Regions from separate parts of the Homo sapiens genome. Here region 1 is linked to region 2. Evidence: read pairs that join two places in POLR2A ChIA-PET (ENCODE). Cell type or tissue: A673. All regions are shown on one strand. Each heading gives the region's core, and the rest is flanking DNA. Links, peaks and the distances in the headings are about the cores only. Region 1 has its middle 8.5 kb from the start of DGKZ. Region 2 overlaps HARBI1 (harbinger transposase derived 1).

Region 1 (4,387 bases), core at 241-4,240, 270 kb before region 2:
GCCCATCTTGGCCTCCCAAAGTGCTGGGGTCACAAGCATGACCCACTGCTCCTGGCCTCTACAGATTTTGTTAAAATTAGCTGGGCGTGGTTGCATGCGTCTGTAGTCCCAGCTACTCAGAATGTTGAGGTGGGAGGATTGCTTAAGCACAAGAATTCGAGGCTGCGGTGAGCCACAATTGCGCCACTGCACTCGAGGCTGGGAGATAGAGTGAGATCCTGTCTCTAAAAAAAGTGGGGGGCAAGGCAGTAGTGCCTGAGATCTTGCATCTCCATCTGGGGGAAAGGAAAAGTCACTCTCAGCGTAAATGATCAGGGTTGGGCTCAAGAGACCATGGGAGAGCAGGCTCCAGCTAGGTAAAGCCAGAGTGGGGCAAGGGATGCAGGGCTTGGTCTAAAAAGATCAGTTCAAAGATGCAGGATTTGCAATTCCAGAGTTAAACTCAGTGGCTTCCAAACTGGATCACCTGGGGGTCTCTTTTTAAATGGGTTCTTTTTTTTTTTTTTTTTTTTTTTTTTGAGACAGAGTCTCACTCTGTCGCCCAGGCTGAAGTGCAATGGCGTGATCTTGGTTCACTGCAACTGCCACCTCCCGGGTTCAAGCAATTCTCCTGCCTCAGCCTGCCAAGTAGCTGGGACTACAGGCGCCCACCACCACGCCGGGCTAATTTTTGTATTTTTAGTAGAGACGGGGTTTCGCCATGTTGGCCAGGCTGTTCTCAAACTCCTGACCTCAGGTGATCCATCCACCTCGGCCTCCCAAAGTTCTGGGATTACAGGCATAAGCCACCGCGCCCAGCCTTAAAATGGATTCTAAAGCCCTCTCCCTAGAGGTCTTGCTACAGGTGTATAGGGTTGGGCCTGGACGCCTCCATGCTAAAAACCTCTCCCAGGTAATTTTGACAGTGGAGCAGGTTTGGAAACCACTGGTTTTGCCTGTGAAGAAGCCGAAGGAAAAAGAGAAAAGGGCAGGGCAGGAAACAAACAAACAAAAAAAAAAATGGAGGGAGGGGGTGTCCAATGTGAGATGACTCACTGGGATGTGGCTGGCGGAGGGCTTCCCTGTGCTGAGTTCTGTTTTGGCCCCAGAAGGGCCTCTAGGAAGAACCAGTGCCTGTACCTGGTGTCCTGGGTGTGGGCCAAGCATTACCTGAGATGGAAATATGGGAAACAGTCCCTTCCCTTAACAAAAGTGTGACCCCCATACAGGGTGAGACAGTAAATACTTTAGGCTTTGCAGGGCACTCGACTCTGCCATTGTGGTGCAAAAGCAGTCATAGACAACGTGTAAGTGAAGAAGCGCCAGGGTTCTGCTAAAACTTTATTCATAGACACTGAACTTAACATTTCATAGAATTTCAGCAACGCAATACCATTCTTTTGCTTTTTCCCACTCATTTAAAAACTTAAAAAGCATTCTTGCCGGGCGTGGTGGCTCACGCCTGTAATCTCCGCACTTTGGGAGGCTGAGGCAGGTGGATCACCTAGCTCAGGAGTTCGAGGCCAGCCTGGCCAACGTGGTTAAATCCCACCTCTACTAAAAATACAAAAATTAGCCAGGCGTGATGGTGGGTGCCTGTTACCCAAGATACTCGGGAGGCTGAGGCAGGAGAATCGCTTGAACCCGGTAGGCAAAGGTTGCAGTAAGCCAACATCGCGCCACTGCACTCCAGCCTGGGCAACAGAGCAAAACTCCATCTCAAAAAAAAAAAAAAAAAAAAAAAAAAAAGCACTCTTAGCTCCTGGGCCCTACAAAAACAAGCAGCAGGCTGGATGTGGCCCCGATCCAGTAGATGGGACAGGACAAGCTCATGGGAAACAAGAACTGAGGCATCGGAATGAACCTGAGCATGGTGGCGGGGGGCTCCGTGGCACATGCATCCCACCAAGAGAGGTCATGCAATGCCCGTGCATCCTTCTGGGTCAGAGAGACCTGGGCTCCAATTCCAGCCCTGCCCCTTCCTAGTTGGGTAAGAGGCTTTCACTTCTGACCCTGTTTCCTCACACGGAAAATGCGAGCGATGATACCTTATCAAGAATGTGGCTGGGAAGATTCAAGAAGATACCAGATGTCAACTTCCTGACTCAGAGCACGGGTAAAACAAGTTAGAGCTTTTGTCCTGTGTAGCTGGACCCCTCCGTGGGTTCCAGAGGCCCTGTAAGGTGTGGAGATGGAGGCTGGCCCCGAGCCACAGATGGTGGTGGGACCCAGGGGTGGTAAAGTTTAACAGAGACTAAAAGCAAGGCTGAGCATGCGCGCATGTCCCAGCCTACGGTCCTCCCCCTTCTCCACCCCTGCAGAGGGGCTGGGGGCAGGGACTGGGCACCAACTGGCAGATGAGGATGCCCCCTGCCGTGGGCACGCTGCTGCGGGTCCACGACTCCTCAAGGGAGGGGCACCTGATCCAACTCTCCCTGCGGCTATTTACCAGAAGCTAAAAATAACCCAAGAGTGACAGGGAGATGGGGCCGATTTGTAATTTAAATAGCAACAGGATAAAGCAAGGAGCTGCCAGAGATCACATTCTGTCCTGAATTAACAATGCAAAACCAGGGGCAGAGAGCTGAGCTGAGCAGGGGGAGGGGACCACGGCCAGAGGAAGCCTGGGGTCCATCAATTTTCTTTCCTTTGAAAAGGGCGGGGCCCAGGCCCAGCCCGGAACTCCTTCCCTCCCCTCAGGGACCTGCAGTTCTTGCTGATCAGTGAGTCAAAGGCCAGAGAGGGCAGTGCCACACTGTCCCAGAGGCCAACGTGCAGGGATCGGGATCCCAGGAGAGGGTCTTATCTGACCTCATTTTGGCACAAGGAGCTTGGGACGTGCCCCCAGCAGCCCATGTCCCCCAGTCCCCGCACCAAGGGGCACAGCCACTTGGGCATTTTGGAGGGAACCTGGGAAGGCCAGTTTGATCAATGGCATTTGAAGAACTTATTTGGTGGCCTGCTGAGATGGTGGCCTGTGGGCCAAGCATGGGGAAGCCTGGAGTGGAGTCTCATTTTTGCCTCAGTTGGTGCCTTTCAGAGTTTTCAGAAAGGCCCCTCCAAGGTCCAGGGTGCCAGGGACAAGGGTTAGTACCAACTGGAGAAAACCTCTCTTCAATGACATACAAAGAGGGTGGGGAAGGAACTGGGACTGGACTCTAGGCTTCTGCAGGGCTCCAGTGTGACTGACAAGGGCTCTCGGCCTATAGATGCCTGGAAAAGGCTAATCAGAGATTGCAGAGTAGGCAGTGCTTTGGAGGCCACTGGGCCGCAGCTTACAAATGAGGAGCTAAGGTTGGCAGAAGTTAAGCAATGTGTTGAGATCACAGAGCCAGTAACTGGTGGAGCCAGGATCCAGACTGAGATCTGTTTCTCTCCAAAGCCCTTTTTACTCTGTCAGGCTTGCAAAGGCCTAGACTTTCATCCTTGAGGATCTTGCTTTTGGCTCTGTACAAAGTGTACATATCTCTGGGTGTGGTAATAGGATAGGTAGTAAGGGGGCTGAAAGGTAGCTATGCAATCAGGGCTTATGACCCTACAGATGTGAGTGGGAGGCTTGGAAGGCAGGAGACACACTGACCGTGTCGTGGGGGCTTGGTGTAGTCCAGGGTGGGGACAGATGGAAACTTTTGAGCAGATGCAGCTGACCCAGACTAAGGGGAGAGCTGTGCAGGCTCCTCTCTCACCTCCAATCCAGGAAATTGGGAGGTGCCAAAGGACAGCTTTCAAGAGACATGGTGGTTTGAAGGACCACCTTTGGCTGCTGGGCCGCCAGTGCTGTGCCTGCAGCTCTCTTGCCTCAGCAGGAGAGGGTCTCCAGCCCCTCCTCCAGGTTTCCTCCTGCTCATGACTTTCGTGAAGCTACCCAAAAGGAACCTAGTCAAATGTCCATCTGTCACTAGCCAGCAGCACCTGCAACCCAGCTCAGACACATCTGTCTCCTCTGTGGGGGCAGAGGCCCAGCACTTCAGCAGGGGCCAGTGATCAGCAGGTGATCCCAGGCTCTGGGTTGCTCCCAAAGGCTTCAGCAGGTGCCCAGATCACAGGCATAGCTAATGGGGAGGCATGCACTTAAACTTCAAAATCCTTGTAGGACAGGCATGGTGGCTCACGCCTGTAATCCCAGAATGTTGGAAGGCCAGGGCGGGCCAATCACTTGAGGCCAGGAGTATGAGACCAGCCTGGGCAACATGGCGAAACCCTGTCTCTACTAAAAATACAAAAATTGCCAGGTGTGGTGGGACATACTTGTAATCCCAGCTACTTAGGAGGCTGAGGCAGGAGAATCGCTTGAACCTGAGAGGCGGAGGTTGCAGTGAGCTGAGATCATGCCACTGCACTCCAGCCAGGGCAACAGAGCAAGGCTCTGTCTCCAAACTCTCCATGTCTCACCATGGCCACTTAGGCA
Region 2 (4,387 bases), core at 271-4,270:
AATTCGTCCTATGATCTGATTTAAACACTGAAACACAAGCGACTTAAATGTTATGTGCCTCAGTCTCCTCTTTTGTAAAAATGTTAATATTATTATTATTTAACTCTTTTTTTTTTTTTTTTTTTTTGAGACAGAGTCTTGCTCTGTCTCCCAGGCTGGAGTGCAGTGGCGTGATCTCGGCTCACTGCAAACTCCACCTCCCGGGTTCACGCCATTCTCCTGCCTCAGCCTCCGGAGTAGCTGGGACTACAGGCGCCTGCCACCACGCCTGGCTTATGTTTTGTATTTTTAGTAGAGATGAGGTTTCACTGTGTTAGCCAGGATGGTCTGGATCTCCTGACCTCGTGATCCGCCCACCTCGGCCTCCCAAAGTGCTGGGATTACAGGCGTGAGCCACCGTGCCCGGCTATTATTTAACTCTTAAAGAGTTTTTATAAGCATTAAGTGATATAATTGATGCAAAATGCTTACAATATTGCCTGTCAAATTTTAAGGGCTAAGTTTTAGCTGGCTTAATAGTTAGGGAACCGGGCAGGGTGCAGTAGCTCATGCCTGTAATTCCAGCAATTTGGGAGTACAAGGTGGGCTAACTGCTTGAGCCTAGGGGTTCGAGACCAGCCTGGGCAGCATGACAAAACGCCAGCTTTACCAAAAATACAAAAATTAGCCCAGCATGGTGGTGTGCATCTGTAGTCCCAGCTACTCGGTAGGCTGAGGTAGGAGGATCAATTGAGCCCAGGAGGTCAAGGCTGCAGTGAGTCATAATCACACCACTGCACTCCAGCCTGGGTGACAGAGTGAGACCCCGTGACAAAAAAAAAAAAAAGGTGGGGGGAACCAAAGTGAAGAGATTCATAAGAAATCAGCTTGGAACCCAAGTACTCCCACAGCTACAGAAGAAATGGCCAGATGAAACAATTGCAAAATCTACTTTCCCACACTTCTTGGTGTGAGTTGTATGAAAATAAAATTTGAAAGCTCAAAATAGGCAAAAGGTGTGTTTAAGATAAAGGTCCAGTAGAGTAGCAAGAAGGTGGTGCACTAAAAATAGTACGGAGAAGCAACAATCAAGAAACTCAGTAAGCTCCAGGATATTACACGTGGTACCCTGGCAGCTCTACACCCATCAGTGTAGTCTTTGCCCACTTGGAACACAGGAGGTTTCTCTTTAAAGTGCTAGTAAACATGTTAAAGAGAAGTATTTCCTGAGCATCAACTCACAACAAGCACTGTGCAATGAGCATGTGCAGTGCAGATATGATTAGTGGTAGTGATTAGCTGGGTGTGGTGGTGTATGTCTGTGATACCAGCTACTGGTATTATGAGCCTGGGCTGAGGCCAGAGGATTGCTTGAGACCAGCCTGGGCAACATAACAAGACCCAATCTCAAAAAAACAAAAGTTAGAGAAGTCTTCTAATCCTTAACGTAGCTTTCATCTCTTATATGTTGTATACAAGATAACCCTTGTCCTGATGCTCATATAAAAGTAGCACATTAAAAAAAAAACAAACCCAAAAAACAAAAAACTAAGCTGCTGGATTCAAGGGTTTTATCACTGCTAACTGCACTCCTCAGAGCTGTACAGTCACCTTGGTTCACACTGCTGAATGTTGAATAGATTCTTGTTCTACTCATAACAGTAAGCCAGTCTTTCCAATGGAACTCGGGCAGATCTGTGAAGTGAGTTGCTACAATAAGAATTGTGTACATGCATTGTCTACTATCATTTTTATGCAGATATCACAGTGACAATCAACAATGCAAAAATAATTTTTTTTTTTTTTTTTTGAGACAGAGTTTCGTTCTTGTTGCCCAGGCTGGAGTGCAATGGTGCGATCTCGACTCACTGCAACCTCTGCCTCCCGGGTTCAAGCAATTCGCCTGCCTCAGCCTCCCAAGTAGCTGAGATTATAGGTGCCTGCCACCACGCCCAGCTAATTTTTTGTATTTTTAGTAGATAAGGGGTTTCACCACGTTGGCCAGGCTGGTCTTGAACTCCTGACATCAGGTGATCCGCTTGCCTTGGCCTCCAAAAGTGCTGGGATTATAGGCATGAGCCACCACACCCGGATTTTTTTTTTTTTTTTTTTTTTTTTTTGAGATGGAGTCTTGCTCCATCGCCCAGGCTGGAGTGCAGTAGTGTGATCTCAGCTCACTGCAACCTCTGCCTCCCAGGCTCAAGCAATTCTCCTGCCTCAGCTTCCCAAGTAGATGGGACTACAGGCATGCGCCACCATGTCCAGCTAAATTTTGTGTTTTTAGTAGAGAAGGGGTTTGACCATGTCGGCCAGGCTGGTTTTGAACTCCAACTCTTGACCTCAGGTGATCCACCGCCTTGGTCTCCTGAAGTGCTGAGATTATAGGCGTGAGCCACCACAACTGGCCACATTTGAATATCTATACAATACTTCATAGGTAACTTTCATATATATTACCTAATCCCCACAATAGATATTACTGTGGTTGGTGTCAGATTAATCATTTTACAGATGATTAGCAGAGCCAGATAAAAATTAAGGCTCAATTGTATGGATGTACAATACTTAAACAATTCTGGACAGTCCTGATAAGTATGTTGGCTTTTTTTTTTTTTTTTTTTTTGAGACAGAGTCTCCCTCTGTTGCCCAGGCTGGAGTGCAGTGGCACGATCTTGGCTCACTGCAACCTCCACCTCCCAGGTTCAATCGATTCTCCTACCTCAGCCTCCCAAGTAGCTGGGATTATAGGCGCGCACCACCATGCCCTGATAATTTTTGTATTTTCAGTAGAGGCGGGGTTTCACTATGTTGGACAGGCTGGTCTTGAACGCCTGACCTCAGGTGATACACCCTCCATGGCCTCACACAGTGCTGGGATTACAGTCGTGAGCTACCGCACCCAGCAGTATTTTGGCTTTATTTCAGGGGATTGTTTCATTTATTTGTTTGCTTATTTATATTATTATTACTTTTCTGAGAGACATTGTCTCGCTTTGTTGCCCAGGCTAATCTCGAGCTCCTGGATTCAAGTGACCCTCTCACCTTGACTTCCCAAAGTGCTGGGATTACGGGCAGGAGCCACCGCACCCAGACAGGATTGTTTTTATAAGGTTGTTTTTGTTGCTGCAGCTATTGTTTGCAATAAAAATTCTTGTATGCAATTTTGTTTTGCATATGTATAAATATATACCTGTAAGATAAATTCTTAGGAGTAGAAGAGCTGGGTGAAATAACATAAAATACATTTATTAATATATATATATATATAGGCTGGGCATGGTGGCTCACGCCTGTAATCCCAGCACTTTGGGAGGCTGAGATGGGCAGATCAACTGAGGTTGGGAGTTCGAGAGCAGCCTGACCAACATGGTGAAACCCCGTCTCTACTAAAAATACAAAATTAGCTGGGCATAGTGGCGCATGCCTATAATCCCAGCTACTCAGGAGGCTGAGGCAGAATTGCTTGAACCTGGGAGGCGGAGGTTGCAGTGAGCCAAGATCGCACCATTGCACTCCAGCCTGGGCAAAAAGAGCAAAACTCTGTCTCAATAATAATAATAATAATAATTTTTTTTTACGTTGGTGTGGTGGCTTACAGCCATATTCCCAGAGCTTTGGGAGGCTCAGATGGGAGGATAGCTTGAGGCCAGGAGCTCAAGACTAGTCTGGTCAACATAGTGAGACTCTGCCTCTACACAAAATAAAAAAAATAAAAATAAAATAAGAAAAAAAAGTTTAATTGTTTTGGAGACAGGGTCTTGCTATCTTGCTCAGGCTGGTCTCAAGGTCCAGGCTCAAGTGATCCTCTTGCCTTAGCCTCCCAGATAGTTGGAATTACAATTACCAGTTGTACTAGTACGTGCCACTGTGCTGGCTCTAACAGTATGCTTTAAAGTTTTAATAATGTCTATTAAATGTTGATTTTTTAAAAATTAAGGCTAAGAAAATTCTCACCTGAGGTCTCATAAAAAACTGACAGGACTGAGACTCAGCTCTACAGACTGCCATATCTCATTCTACTCCACTACATAATTTTTCTTTTTCTTTTTTTTGAGATGGAGTTTTGCTCTTGTTGCCCAGGCTAGAGTGCACTGGCGCGATCTTGGCTAACCGCAACCTCCGCCTCCCGGGTTCAAGCGATTCTCCTGCCTCAGCCTCCCGAGTAGCTGGGATTGCAGGCATGCGCTACTACGCCCGGCTAATTTTGTATTTTTAGTATAGACGGGGTTTCTCCATGTTGGTCAGGCTGGTCTTAAACTCCCAACCTCAGGTGATCTGCCTGCCTCGGCCTCCCAAAGTGCTAGGATAACAGGCATGAGCTACACGTGCGGTCCCTTTTCTTTCTTTCTTTTTTTTTTTTTGAGATGGAGTTTTTGCTCTGTTGCCCAGGTGGGGGTGCAATGGCGCC

The links. Peaks named below come from ENCODE experiments on the same cell type or tissue, not always from the same donor. Only the 100,000 strongest peaks of a DNase experiment are listed, where the experiment ranks them.
Region 1: POLR2A ChIA-PET joins it to region 2 with 11 read pairs; 6 of 35 experiments call an interaction of 5 or more read pairs at or near these places.

Annotation. Positions count from the first base shown.
Region 1 is chr11:46,336,796-46,341,182 of GRCh38, forward strand. It overlaps a transcript of DGKZ not described here. Among named protein-coding and RNA genes, the nearest start is that of DGKZ, 8.5 kb to the right of the region's middle. RefSeq lists enhancers at 1-153, 2,344-3,073. In A673, for the core only: no CTCF peak of the experiment used is centred there; a DNase peak (open chromatin) is centred at 2,376; H3K27ac peaks cover 2,153 bases.
Region 2 is chr11:46,610,899-46,615,285 of GRCh38, forward strand. All of the region lies in intron 2 of HARBI1 (harbinger transposase derived 1), which reads right to left. Among named protein-coding and RNA genes, the nearest start is that of HARBI1, 4.1 kb to the right of the region's middle. In A673, for the core only: no CTCF peak of the experiment used is centred there; no DNase peak of the experiment used is centred there.